Linked DNA regions of Homo sapiens: region 1 is linked to region 2. A link is a contact called in ENCODE Hi-C or POLR2A ChIA-PET data. All regions are on one chromosome and are shown on one strand. Each heading gives the region's core, a stretch centred on a gene start or an enhancer-like site at or near the end of the contact. The rest is flanking DNA. Distances are from core to core; before and after follow the strand shown. Region 1 overlaps SPECC1 (sperm antigen with calponin homology and coiled-coil domains 1). Region 2 holds the start of ULK2 (unc-51 like autophagy activating kinase 2).

Evidence for each region. A loop is a pair of places that touch in the nucleus more often than their neighbours do. ChIA-PET counts read pairs that join two places held with the same protein, here RNA polymerase II (POLR2A). Pooled maps may share reads with other maps.
Region 1: a map of sigmoid colon shows a loop between it and region 2 (4-fold over the local background). The contact joins the enhancer-like site here to the promoter of ULK2 in region 2. A Hi-C loop is called at or near these places in 1 of 168 maps with a recorded cell type or tissue (sigmoid colon) and 10 of 50 pooled maps. POLR2A ChIA-PET finds 5 or more read pairs at or near these places in 1 of 52 experiments (H1).

What each region holds. Positions count from the first base shown.
Region 1 is chr17:20,117,184-20,124,109 of GRCh38, forward strand. All of the region lies in intron 3 of SPECC1 (sperm antigen with calponin homology and coiled-coil domains 1), which reads left to right. Among named protein-coding and RNA genes, the nearest start is that of SPECC1, 110 kb to the left of the region's middle. RefSeq lists a silencer at 5,761-5,986. Within about 2 kb of position 4,362, at least 4 of the 41 ENCODE cell types and tissues checked have a DNase peak (open chromatin) inside an H3K27ac peak, as active enhancers do.
Region 2 is chr17:19,863,494-19,869,945 of GRCh38, forward strand. ULK2 (unc-51 like autophagy activating kinase 2) reads right to left here and starts at 4,443. Exons shown (of 27, transcript NM_014683.4): 1 at 3,835-4,443; 2 at 2,243-2,335; 3 at 1,310-1,351. The coding sequence starts at 3,924. RefSeq lists an enhancer at 3,560-4,068 and silencers at 3,647-3,826, 3,907-4,496.

The DNA of each region.
Region 1 (6,926 bases), core at 3,112-5,611, 250 kb after region 2:
AGTATTTAGGAAGGAATAAAGCTGGATCCCTATCTCATTCCTCCCATCAAAATAAATTCTAGGAGGATTAAAGATTTAAATATTAAAAAATGAAACTGCAAGACTACAAAGAGAAAGCATCAGAGAATTAATTTGTAGTCTTGGCCTTGGAAGAACCTTTCTAAGTAGGAACAGACACAGAAGCCATAAAGGAAAAGATGAAAAATGTACTTACATAAATATAAGAAACTTCTTTGCAAAAAGAAGAAATTATTTGCAATACATGTAACAAAATGCTTATTTACAAAGAGTTTATACAAATCAATAAGAAAAAGAAAAATAGGCCAGATGTGGTGGCTCATGCCTATAATCCCAGCAATTTGGGAGGCCAAAGTGGGAGGATTGCTTGAGCCCAGGAGTTGAAGACCAGCCTGGGCAACATAGTGAGACCTCATCTCTACAAAAATAAATAAATAAAAATTAGCTGGGTGCGTGCCTGTAGTCCCAGCTGCTTGGGAGGCTGAGGTGGGATGATTGTCTCAAAAAAAAAAAAAAAAAAGAAAAGGAAAAATAATATAATAGAAATATATATAGCGCCCATGAAAAATACAGATGGCTAGTGGAAAGATACTAAGCCTTACTTAAGAAATGTAAAGCAAGGCTGGGTGCGGTGGCTCAACGCCTGTAATCCTAGCACCTTGGGAAGCTGAGGCGGGCTGATTGCTTGAGCCCAGGAGTTCGAGACCAATCTGGGCAAAATGGTGAAACCCTGTCTGTACAAAAAATACAAAAATTAGCCAAGCATGGAAGCGTGCACCTGTAGTCCCAGCTAGTTGGGAGACAGAGGTGGGAGGATCACTTGAACCTGGGAAGTGAAGGTTGCAGTGAACTGAAATCATGCCACTGCACTCCGGCCTGGGCAACAGTGAGACCCTGTCTCACAATAAATAAATAATAAATAAATAAATAAATAAAGCAAAACAACAATTAGATATATAATTTCCGCTAATACATTAGCAAAAATTAAAACAGTTTATCATTTCTGGTGTCATTAAGGGTGTAAAGAGCCACATATGGTTGATGCACAAGGACAAGTTGGTAATATCTATCTAAATCTTAATTTAATCTTTCACCAAGCATTTCTATTATTTAGCACTTAACGGTTACTGATATTCTTGGAAAAGGATGCCAACATGTATGAGCAAGTTCAGTTGCATGATTATTTATAATAGTATAATATGGGAAACAACCTAAGTATGTATTCATACAGGGCTGGTTGAACAATGTGATTTTGGTGCAGTAGAATAGTATACAGGCATGAAAATGAATACAGTAGATTTGTGTGTACTGATAGGGAAAGATTTCCAATATACATTACTAAGTGGGGAAAATAATATGGTGCATATGGTATAACCTTAATTTGGTTTTGGTTTTAGAAGTATATATTAATTATTAAAATCAACTTTTTTTTCCTGGAAGGATGTCAGAATGATTATCTTTGAGGAGAGTTAGCAGAATTGATAGTGGCAGAGGAAAATTTTTTCATTTTAGATTTTCCTGTGCTGTTTGAACATTTTAAACATATGCATACATTGCTATACAAAATTAAAAACAAGGTAAATACAACATAAATTTAGACAATATAAATATAAACTAAACTTTTTTTTGCCTTCACAAAATCCTTCCTCTTCTACTTGCCTTTTGTAGTGTTCTTTAGCCATTTGTTGGTGGATTTTTTTTTATTGTTTGCTTATAGCATCTGCTCCTTTGCACAGGATTCTAGGAAAAGACCTTGGTTTCATATTGGCTCCTAAAGTAGACAAGTTCCCATGCCCCAAGGGGCATTGGCATCCTTTATTTGTCAAAGGAAGGAAATAACTACATATCTACTATACAGTGATGTTGGGAAAAAGGTCTGTGAATAATTTATATAGACTGTAATGAAAAGTAAGTGACAGTTATTATTCTCCTAGTTATACAAATTGTTTGTCAGTTACTTCATTTAAGTGAAATTAAATTATTTGAGTTAATAGGGTTGAATTTGAAAATTACATTTTGTTTCTGAAGCTTTTATTTTTTTAAATTTATTTTATTTTTTGAGACGGAGTTTCGCTCTTGTTGCCCAGGCTGGAGTGCCATGGCGCTCCACAACCTCCGCCTCCTGAGTTCAAGTGATTCTCCTGCCTCAGCCTCCTGAGTAGCTGGGATTACAGGCTTGCGCCACCACGCCCAGCTAATGTTGTACTTTTAGTTGAGATCGGGTTTCTCCATGTTGGTCAGGCTGGTCTTGAACTCCCAACCTCAGGTGATCCACCTGCCTCAGCCTCCCAAAGTGCTGGGATTACAGGCGTGAGCCACCACACCCAGCCAAGAGCTTTTATTTTTAAATGTCAGTAGTCCTCAACATTTTTGTAGCACCTTTGGACAGCTGATACTTTTGTACATTGTCATGCTGTCCCCAGACTGCCTCATTTGGAATAGGTGAATACCAGTCTATTAGGACAGACCATTAGGAGCAGTGGTATGCAGTGCCTGTCTGTTGCAGGTGTTATCACCTCTACAGTTGTATAGTATTGTTTCGGTAATCATTTCAATATTTGATTGCATTTTGTCTATTTTACATGCGTGAAAACGAGGAAAATGAAAGTGCTGGTTGGGATTACAGCAACTAGTTGTACAGGCTGAACATCCCAAATCCAAAAATTCAAAATCCCAAATGCTTCAAAATCTGAAATGTTTTGAGCACTGACATGATGCTCAAAGGAAATGCTCACTGGGGCATTTTGGATTTTGGATTTTTGGATTAGAGATGCTGAACTGGTAAGTATAATGCAAATATTCCAAAATAAAAAATCAGAAATCCAGAACACTTATGGTCCTGAGCATTTTGGATAAGGGATACTCACCCTGTAGTAATAAGCTTGGGTTTTAAAATCTCAGTACTGCCGGGTGGGGTGGCTTATGCCTGTAATCCCAGCACTCTGGGAGGCCGAGGCAGGCGGATCACCTGAGATATTTGGAGACCAGCCTGGCCAACATGGCGAAACCCCTTCTTTACTAAAAATAGAAAAAAATTAGCCAAGTGTTGTGGCGGGTGCCTGTAATCCCAGCTACTTGGGAGGCTGAGGCAGAAGAATCTCTTGAACCTGGGAGGTGGAGGCTGCAGTGAGCCGAGATTGTGCCACTGCACTCGAGCCTGGGCAACACAGTGAGACTCAGTCTCAAAAAAAAAATACAGTTGATACAAAGATGGAAATTATTTAGTGTGTTAGAAATTAGATGTTCACTGGACTTAAACCAATTTTCTATAGGCTCAGCTGTGAAGGAAAAGAATAAAATTAAAGGAAATTGGGGGACTTCTGGCAATATATAGTTGATTTCCTTTCAGAGGAAATTTCTTTTCACAGGAAATCAACTATATATTAGACTTGTAGGGGGCAGAATTCTTTTTATGCCATGCAAGACTTAGTTTTTGTACTTTTGACTTGGGGACAAGTTTTCTACGATGCATAGCATGGTATTATCTATATTTTATTTCAATTGTATTAATTTTGAGAAAGATTTTTGTCATGAAATTTTAATACAGTGTTGTGATTTTGAACTTACAAGAATTAAATCTATAGTCAGCCTATATTTTATTGCACCCTTTCCTGGGAGCTGATCTGTCCTCAGGGAGAATCCCTGAAATCTACTCCAGGAGAAATCATGTAATCTTTTGGTCGTAATAATTATATTATTGTCTCAGCCTTGCCTAGGGCGCCAACTTGCCATCTGTCATGGGTGGTATTGGAACTGCTTGAATGGGGAGGCATGAGCTTCCTCATTCTTTTCAAGACTATTTCCAGTTTCTGGTTTCCAGGCCTTATGCTGTTCTCTGGGGCTATGCCAAAGTTTGCTCCAACAATAGCAAGAACACAGCAAAAATCACAAAAGGGGCTTCTATTTTTGAGCCCTGCCACCTGCCTGCACTGTGCCGGCTTCTCTGAGCTGCTGTCTCTATTCATGCTCACAATAGCCATAGGAAGAGCATGGTTATTTTATCTAGACCAGGAACCTTGGCTTTGGAAAGGTCAAACCAGTTTTACTTTTTCTCTCCCGTGCCCACCACAGGTTTCCATATGGAACATCCACTTTTTCTAATTGGTTTTATTTCATTAATATTATTCACTTATCTGAATTCCAAAAAAGAATTCTGAATTCTTTTTTTTGTTGTTGTTGTTTTTTCTATAGACGGAGTTTTGCTCTGTTGTCCAGGCTGGAGTGCAGTGGTGCAATCATAGCTCATTGCAGCCTCCAACTTCTGGGCTCAAGCAATCCTCCTGCCCCAGCTCTCGAGTAGCTGGGACTACAGGTGCACACCACCGGGGTCTCGCCATGTTGCCCAGGCTGGTCTTGAACTCCTGGGCTCCTCCTGCCTTGGCCTCCCAAAGTGCTGGGATTACAGACATGAGCCACTGCGCCTGGCCTGGATTCCAGTTCTTATTATTCTTTTTCTCCCTGAGGTGTCCTTTGTGTGTATCTCATGTTACACAGTGGTGTGGCTTTTAGAGAATGAGGAGGTTCCTTGTGTGCAGGGTCCTCCCTGCCTGCCCCAGGGTCAAGTGAAAGGTTGTGGAACCCCCAGAAGGCTGTCAAGGAATCCAGCCACTAGGTGGCAGCCTTGTCAAAAGCACCCACCTTCTCCTCTGCTACAAGTTCTGGTTCTGACAAATGTTTCTGACTTTAGAAACAATGCTTGTATTTATTGATTAATTCAACAAATATCTTTGAGTGGCTACCATGTGCCTGGCACTGTTCTAGGCAAAAGGACTATATGAGTGAGCAGGACAAACATCCCTGCCTTCATAAAGGTACATGAGCAAGACGTGGGAGAGATGAGAAAGCCAGGTGAACAGCTGGAGTGGTGGACATTCCAGGCAGAGATGACGGCTGGCCCGTGTCCCCCACGTCAAGGGAGTGGCAGGAAGACCAGTGGGGCCGCAGCAGAGTGAACAAGCAGTTGGGGAGGAGGATAGAAAGATGGGGGAGCTTGCGAGTCACTGTCAGGACTTTGGATTTTTTACTCTTGACTCCACTGGGGAACTTTTGCAAGGTTTTGCACAGAGCAGTGATATGACCCAACCTCATTTTAAAAGGACTGCTTTGGGCTGCTTGTTGAGAGTGGACAGATGGGGTAAGCAGACCAGCTTGGAGGCTAGGGCTGTGGTCTAGGAAAGAAGTGACCTGGGCTGGGCTGGCAGCCATGGCACCGGGGAACAGCAGCTGCGTCTGGATATATTCTGAAGGGGAGAGCCAGCTGGCTCTCAACTTTCCTGGTTTTTGAATTGTGGAAAAATACACATAATCATTTTTAAGTGTACAGTTCAGCGGCATTAAGTTCATTCACATTGTTGTACAACCATCACCACCTTCCATTTCCAGAACTGTTTCATCTTCTCAAAGTGAAACTCTGTCCCCATTAAACACTCGCTTCCCATTCCCCTTCCCTCAGCTCCCGGCAAGCACCATTCTGTTCTTTGTCTCTGAATCTGACTGCTCTCAGTTCCTCATAGGAGTGGCATCACACAGTGTTTGTCCTTTTGCAACCGGCTTATTTCACTCAGCATAATATCCTCAAGGTACATCCACACTGTAGCATGTGTCAGAATTTCCTTCGTTTTTGAGGCTAAATAATATTTCCTTGTCTGGATATACCGTATCTTCTTTATCCATTCACCTGTTGAAGGACCCTTGGCCTATTTCTACCTTTTGGCTATTGTGAATAATGCTGCTCTGTACACAGGTGTACAGATATCTCCTTGAGACACTGCTTTGACTTTTTGAGGGTATATACCTGGAAGTGGGATTGCTGGATTCTCCTGATGGATTGTAAAGTTGGTGTAGGGTAAGATTTCTGCTCATGTTAGCAGTGGGATGAGTGAGATGAAATCTGATGGGCCTTCCCAAGGGATGAGGAGTGAACGTGGATCTCTTCTGGAGACAGCAGTCGGCTAGAAGGAGGTTCATGTAGCCACATTTAAAACATTTTTAAAACCACGAGACATGGAAGTGCCCATTTAGATGTTTCTTTATATAGCACACGTGGGATCCAAAGACATGTCACTATTTTAAACTGATATCAGTGTTTTCTAAAAGGCAAAATAAATGTGAAGGGCTAGTTTTACTGTGGCCAAACTCTGATGCTTGCAGAATCTCAGACATCTCAGATGGTGATCAGTAAGGGCAAGCAGTCGTGATTGGCTCACTGCCAAGAAACTGTCAGTGTCCTCGCTGATACCTGGACCCCTGCATGCTCCCAGTTACCTGCATCACAACCAGGTAATGCCTGAGGCTCCAACCTGAGACACCTGTCCTCTCTGACATGAGGAGGGAATAACTCTGTCCTCTCTGACATGAGGAGGGGAACTCGTCTAACATGGAAGGTAAGTATTCTTATCCCCATCTGACATGTGAAGAAGCGAAAGCTCCAGGATAGGTAGTGTTCCCAAATTCAAACCCAGGTCCGACTCCAGAGTTCTTTTTTCTGCTACTCTGTTTGTCTCAGGTAGGGAGACTTGTTTTCTTCCCTCATCATCTTTACCTGTTGTAGAATTACTATTACCGGTGACTAGCATTCTTTGCTCACTATGTGCTAACCACTGTTCTCAGTGTGCGATGAATATGGTCTCCTTTAGTCTTTACTACAGCCCTATGAAATAGTATCCTTATTATCATTCCCATTTTATAGATCAGGAGACTGAGGCATAAAGAGATTAAGCAGACTGTCCAAGTCCATGGGATATAAATATTGGTACCAGGACTTGCAGATTAGGAAACAGGGGCTGAAAGAAAACCATGGATGGGTTGGCTTGCTGGGGTGAGAGTGGAGGAAGGGGATGTTGGAAGTTTTGGAGTTGAGAGGCCGGAAGGTGGGTGGGTCAGTTTCTTGGATGCCACAGAAGGAGGAG
Region 2 (6,452 bases), core at 3,193-5,692:
TAGTTTTTTTTTTTTTTTTTTTTAAGAGACGATCTTGCTCTGTTGTCCAGGCAGGACTTCAGTGGCAGGATCACAGCTCACTGCAGCCTTGAACTCCTGTGCTCAAGCGATCTTCCTGCCTCAGCCTCCTGAGTAGCAAGAATTACAGGCTCAAGCCACCACACCCAGCCTGATTCTTGCATTTGAAGGATTTTTTAACATAATATGGCCCTAAATATAAGCCAGCTACTTCATCTGGTGCTACACCCAGAAAACAGCAATTTTCTCCAATGCTGAGATCTGAAAAGGATTTCCAAGAGTAATTTTGACTATACAGAAATTTTGCCTTAGTGATTGACTTTAGAACCTACTTCCCATTCCAAATAAAATGCAACTCTACTGCATGCCATAGCATACACAAATATATCTATAACCTATAATCATAGATATAACTGGGTGATGAACATGCATAGTGACCTTGTTTTTAATTTATTTTCTAATATTTTTTCAATTTACAAATATTGCTTTCATAAGAAGAAAAAGCACTATGTAGGCCATGTGTGGTGGCTCACATCTGTAATCCCAGCACTTTGAGAGGCTGAGGCAGAAGGATCCCTTGAGCCCAGGAGTTCAAGACTAGCCTGAGCAACACAGAGGGACCCTATCTCTACAAAATAAAAAAAATGTTTTTTTAAAAAAAGAACTTCTATTTAGGCGGGGCGCAGTGGCTCACGCCTGTAATCCCAGTACTTTGGGAGGCCAAGGTGGGAGGATGACTTGAGGTCAGGAGTTCGAGACAAGCCTGGCCAACATGGTGAAACTCCATCTCTATGAAAAACACACACACACAAAATTAGCTGGGCATGGTGGTGCACACCTATAGTCCTAGCTACTCGGGAGGCTGAGGCAGGAGAATCGCTTAAACCCGGGAGGTAGCAGTTGCAGTGAGCCGAGATCAAGCCACTGCACTGCAGCCCAAGAGACAGAGTGAGACTCCATCAAAAAAAAAAAAAGCTCTATTTTTAATTGTCCTTTCAACATTCATCAGAGAATGCTAGATCTGGTATCAACAGTCCTCTACTTCACCTAAAACAATGCTACACCTATAGTGTATTATCAATTGTTAATAAACTTACTCATGCAGCAAATTCTTTCAGCCTATTACTCTGTTCTGTTTTAAACAATTTCTTAATTCAGAAACATGTAACTCAAGCTATGCATCTTTTCAACAAGAATTAAGGTCATTTTTATTTCTATTAAGAGTCACTTAAATCTGTATGAAATTAAAAAAAATTTATTTTAATTTTTAAAAATTTTCAAAATAAGGTACCTGAACATCATAGAGTGCTACAATATTTTCATGCTGAAGTTCCTATTAAGAAAATTGAGAATGAAAAATATGTAAGTATTCTAATGACTTTACTATATTTTAATATGTAAATAAAATTAAAGTATACACATACACTTCTAGTATTATACTTATATTAAGACTATAAAAATTCAATTAAAGAATAAGAAATGTGCCTGATCAAACAAAAAGCACATTATCTCACTGAAAGAAAATATGATTTTTAGCTCAAAGAGCTACAATTCTTAAAAAAGAGCTCTCCACAGGAAGCAGTTTTGAGGAAATCGGGTGTTAAATGAGGGTTCCACGCTTGTATTAGTTTGGAAAACACCAGGTTAAGTACTTTGAAACAAGTTTCTTCATTGTAGAATTTTTCAGACTTTCTTTAATGAGCCATAGGCTTTGTGACTCTCCAAGAAGTATTTAGTAAATGGGGTTTTCCAAACGTACTCAACCATCTTCTCAAACCATCCCACTTAGATAACACTGGTTGTGAGTGATCTAAAAAGGCCACCTCCAAGGAATATAACTTTCTTCAATTTAAAGAAAGACCCCAAGCACCCCTACTCCCCCCAAAAAACTTAGTAGTAACATGAAAGGGGACAACAGGAGAGGTAAAAACAATGTACAAGATGGGTCTGCCTGGCCCTCTTCTCAAACAACAACACAGTCACTAGGAAAAAGAGAAATGATGAGAAGCTAAACTCAGTCTTCACAGAATCCCTCTGAGCTTTGGTTCTTAAAAATAGCTTCCGAGTACTCAATGTTTTAAAAAAGTGAGCATGCAAAAAGGAGAGCAACAGTTGAAAATTCTCAAACTTGGACCCAACTACCAAAATTGAAAAGGATGGCAGCATGTATTCATTTAAATTAAGTTTTAACCTTATATGAATACTACTACATAAAGTAACATACCTTTAAGATTTTAATTTCCTTTCCAAGCAGTATTTGTGATTTTGACAAGTTCTTTTTATTAATACTTTTAATAGCTACCTCCCAATCAGTTTTCTGAAAAGGAAAAACAGTGTTACTCCTAGATACCATTCCACATAAATAACAGAAAAAAATTTACAAGCGCGAAGGTGTTTTTGGCAAATAAATGTACGGCATTGGGGAAAAATGGAATTATTTTCAATAATTGGAAAGTGATTTCATAAATTATAGTGCAATATGCCAAGATCCTACAACACAACTTCTAAAAATAACAAATATGAAGTCCACATGGTAACTAACATTAAATGAAAAAAGAACAGTTCACAACCACTTCAAAGTTATGGACAAATGTAGAAATAAACTTGGAAGGTGATACAGTTAATTGAAAAGTTATTTGTTAGCTTGGAAGGATTACACCGTGCTTGAGTTCTAAATTATTTTCCTAATAAATGAAAAGTAGGCCGGGAGCCGTGGCTCACACCTGTAATCCCAGCACTTTGGGAGGCTGAGGCGGGCAGATCGGATCACCTGAGGTCAGGAGTTCAAGACCACACTGGCCAACGTGGTGAAACCCCATCTCTACTAAAAATACAAAAAAAAAAAAATTAGGCGGGCGTGGTGGCGGGCACCTGTAATCCCAGCTACTCAGGAGGCTGAGGCAGGAGAATCGCTTGAGCCCGGGAGGCAGCGGTTGCAGTGAGCGGAGATCTCGCCACGGCACTCCAGCCTCGGCGACAAAGCGAGACTCTGTCTCAAAAATAAATAAATAAATAAATAAGAAAAGTAGCATTACTTCATCCGATAAGCAACAAAGTCAGCCCACTTTTAACACGCCCCTTGGGCAACAATCAGAACTGCCACACCCTTTAAGATTATTTCCACTCCCGATATGCCTTTCCAAATTCTTTAGATTCTAAAACCTCGTGTAACTGTACTTGCGAAACAGCAAAGGCTTAAAACAATTTTTTTAAGGCTTAAAGGTGATTTCATGTTCAAGGTGATTGAAAATGAATTGTCCAACCACCTTTCTCACCCGGAGCTCGTCTATCTGACTCCGGGGGGGAAAACGGTACGGGGGCTCTTCGGGGTGCAGGGGACCAGTGCTGGGAAAGGTGACACCTCCCAGGCTGCGAAAGCCTGAGGCTAATGGGACATCCGCCCATTTTCCGCTGGGTCTGTAATTATCAACCTCAAAAGTGACCAGCCCTGGGCACGGGGAAAAAAACCAAAGGTCCATTCACGCCCAACCCTCGAGTCTGCACGGTGCAGTACCGTCTATTTTGGGTCCAGGGTAACCTGGGTGCAAACGCTCCTGCGGGCGGACCGCGGGGTGGGCCCCGGGCACACAGGAGGATCAGCAGCAGCCGGTCGGTAGGCGGAGCGCTGCCAGAGGCTTGGGCCTCACAACAACCCTCACAGGACCAAAACAAACGGCGAGACGGGCTGCGCGCACAATAGCATACCCGGGCGGCTAGCCGAGTCGGGGGTCTCGGCTCGCGGCTGCGCCAAGTTTCAGAACCACCTAGCCCCGTGCCTGCCGCCCGGGGCCCGGCCTCGCCCCGGCCGGCGCTCACCTGGCGGTGCCGCCCCCGGAAGACCACGGCGAAGGCCCCGTGTCCCACGAGATCCCTCTTGCTGTACTCGAAGTCACCCACCACCTCCATGGCCGCGCCCCCGGGGCACACAGCGGACGGGCGGGCGGCGCAGTGCGGCGCAGGTATCAGCACCGCGGCTCCGCGGGCCCGGAGCGCGCCAGCGTGCGGCGGGTCTGGGGCAGCCGCAGCCCCGGGCCCGGGCGGACTCTCATGCCGAGAGACCGGAGCGGAAACTGGGGAAGCTGCCGCGCGGAGCCAGGGTCAGCGAGGCCCGGCCCGGCCCCTGCCGCTCATGGCCCGGCCTGCCGCCGGCCGCTGGCTGTCTGGCGAAGCGGCCTCGGCGCTGCCGGGCCAGGGGTGCCGTCACCGTCACTGTGCGCGCCCAGAGCCGCACACGCGCTCTGAGGCAGTGAGGGGCCCGGTACTCTCCATCCCCAGCTCGTCGGGCCTCCTCGGCCCTCCCCGCTCGGGGCGCTGCTGCGACGGCGACGGCCGCCGCCCTAGAACCCGCACCGCCGCGGCCCCGCGCTTCCCCGCCTCGCGGCGGCGCCCAACGCCCTCGCGCGCGCTACCCGCTCCCGCGCGACTGGCTGCCCTCCGCGACGTCCGCGCGCCTTGAAGGCCGCAGCGCCAGCCGGCTCCCTCCGCCGGGGAAAGGAGTGCGGCCAGGGCTTGGCGCCCGCAGCTGGGCAGATCCTCGGCCGCTCCTGAGGCGGGGACGAAGGGCGCGACCCGCTGCGGCCACAGCGGGTTACGGGCTGCGGGCTCCGTTCTGGGCCTGGGGAGCAGATTCGAGCCGACCACGCCCCGGGCTCCAGGCCGCTGGGAGGCGGACTTCAGAGAAGCGGGTCTTGAACCCCAGCTGCAGGCAGGACGGGATTATCTGCGCAGGGTAGACCCCCAGATTCCTGCCAGAGCAAAGGAGCAACTGCTACTCCAGGCTTTGCCCGCGCTCTGGAAAACCAGAGTTCACGCTGCCAAACTGCCAGCCTTCGGACGCCTCTCGGGGTTTACTCGCTTAGGATCCCTAGAGGGACGGTGACAGGCGGGATTCTGCACCTTTTGGGGGTCCCTTGACTGCGAGAAGCTGGTGACAGCTCAGGGCCCTCTTCGCAGAGAATCGTTTCTGCACACCGACTCAGAATCGCACACGTTTTCAAGGTTCTCCTGGGAGCTCCTAGTGTCAGGCTAGTTTGACCTCGGGCTTACTTCACATGGCCGAAGGGAGCTTTCTTTTCTACCTGATTGTTAAAGCTGTCCAAGTGACAAGGAACAGATTGTCAGGTTTCCCGCAAAGAAGTGTCTTATGAAACCATTTAATAAACAATATGCTTGAAACTACCATGGAATACGCAGGCTCCACACTTGAGTGTGTGTTCGGTTGTATAGGGTATGTGCTTTTGGGGTCTGTCACCACCTCGACTGCCACTGCCTGTCCCTGCAAGCTGATCTCTGAACCATGACAGAGTCAGCTCCAGGATTCTGAGAGAACGCTCCTTCCTCACACGCTCAAAACGTAGGGCCTTGAGTTTCTGCTTCTGCTACTGTGCACGCTTACGTTATCCTGTCCTTACTTACATCTGGCCCAGGTGGTTGTGTTAGACACTGAAAATCTGGAGCCTTCAAAAGTTGACAGCAACTTAAGCAAGTTTGCACATACACCCAAAAATGGATGGAGATGATTCCTTACCTCACTGAAAGATTCTCTACAGTCTATTTTTTTGTTTACTTTTTTTTTTTTTTTTTTTTTTGAGACAGAATCTTACTCTGTCACCCAGGCTGGAGTGCGGTAGCACAATCTTGGTTCACTGCAACCTCTGCCTCCCAAGTGCAAGTGATTCTGCTGCCTGAGCCTCCCAAGCAGCTAGAATTACAGGCACGCACCACCACGCCCAGCTAATTTTTGTATCTTAGTAGAGATGGGGTTTCACCATGTTGGCCAGGCTGGTCTCAAACTCCCAACTTCAAGGGATCAGCCTGTCTCGGCCTCTCAAAGTGCTGGGATTACAGGCGTGAGCCACCACGCCCGGCCTGTTTTTTGTTTTGAGACAGAGTCTTGCTCTGTTGCCCAGGCTGGAGTGCAATGGCATGATCTCGGCCCACTGCAGCCTCCGCCTCCTGGGTTCAAGTGATTCTCCTGCCTCAGCCTCCCAAGTATCTGGGATTGCAGACCTGCACCACCATGCCCGGCTAATTTTTTTTTTTTTAGTAGAGGTGGGGTTTCACCATGTTGGCTAGGCTGGTCTCAAAACTCCCAACTTCAAGCGATCCGCCCACTTCGGCCTCCCAAAGTGCTGGGATTATAGGTGTGAGCCACCTCACCTAGCCACATGAAGGTTTTTTGTTTGTTTGTTTGTTTGTTTTGAGACGGAGTCTTGCTCTGTCGCCCAGACTGGAGTGCAGTGGCACGATCTCAGCTCACTGCAAGCTCTGCCTCCCGGGTTCACGCCATTCTCCTGCCTCAGCCTCCGGAGTAACTGGGACTACAGGCACCCGCCACCACGCCCGGTTAATTTTTTGTATGTTTTTAGTAGAGACGGGGTTTCACCGTGTTAGCCAGGACAGTCTCCATCTCCTGACCTCGTGATCCGCCCACC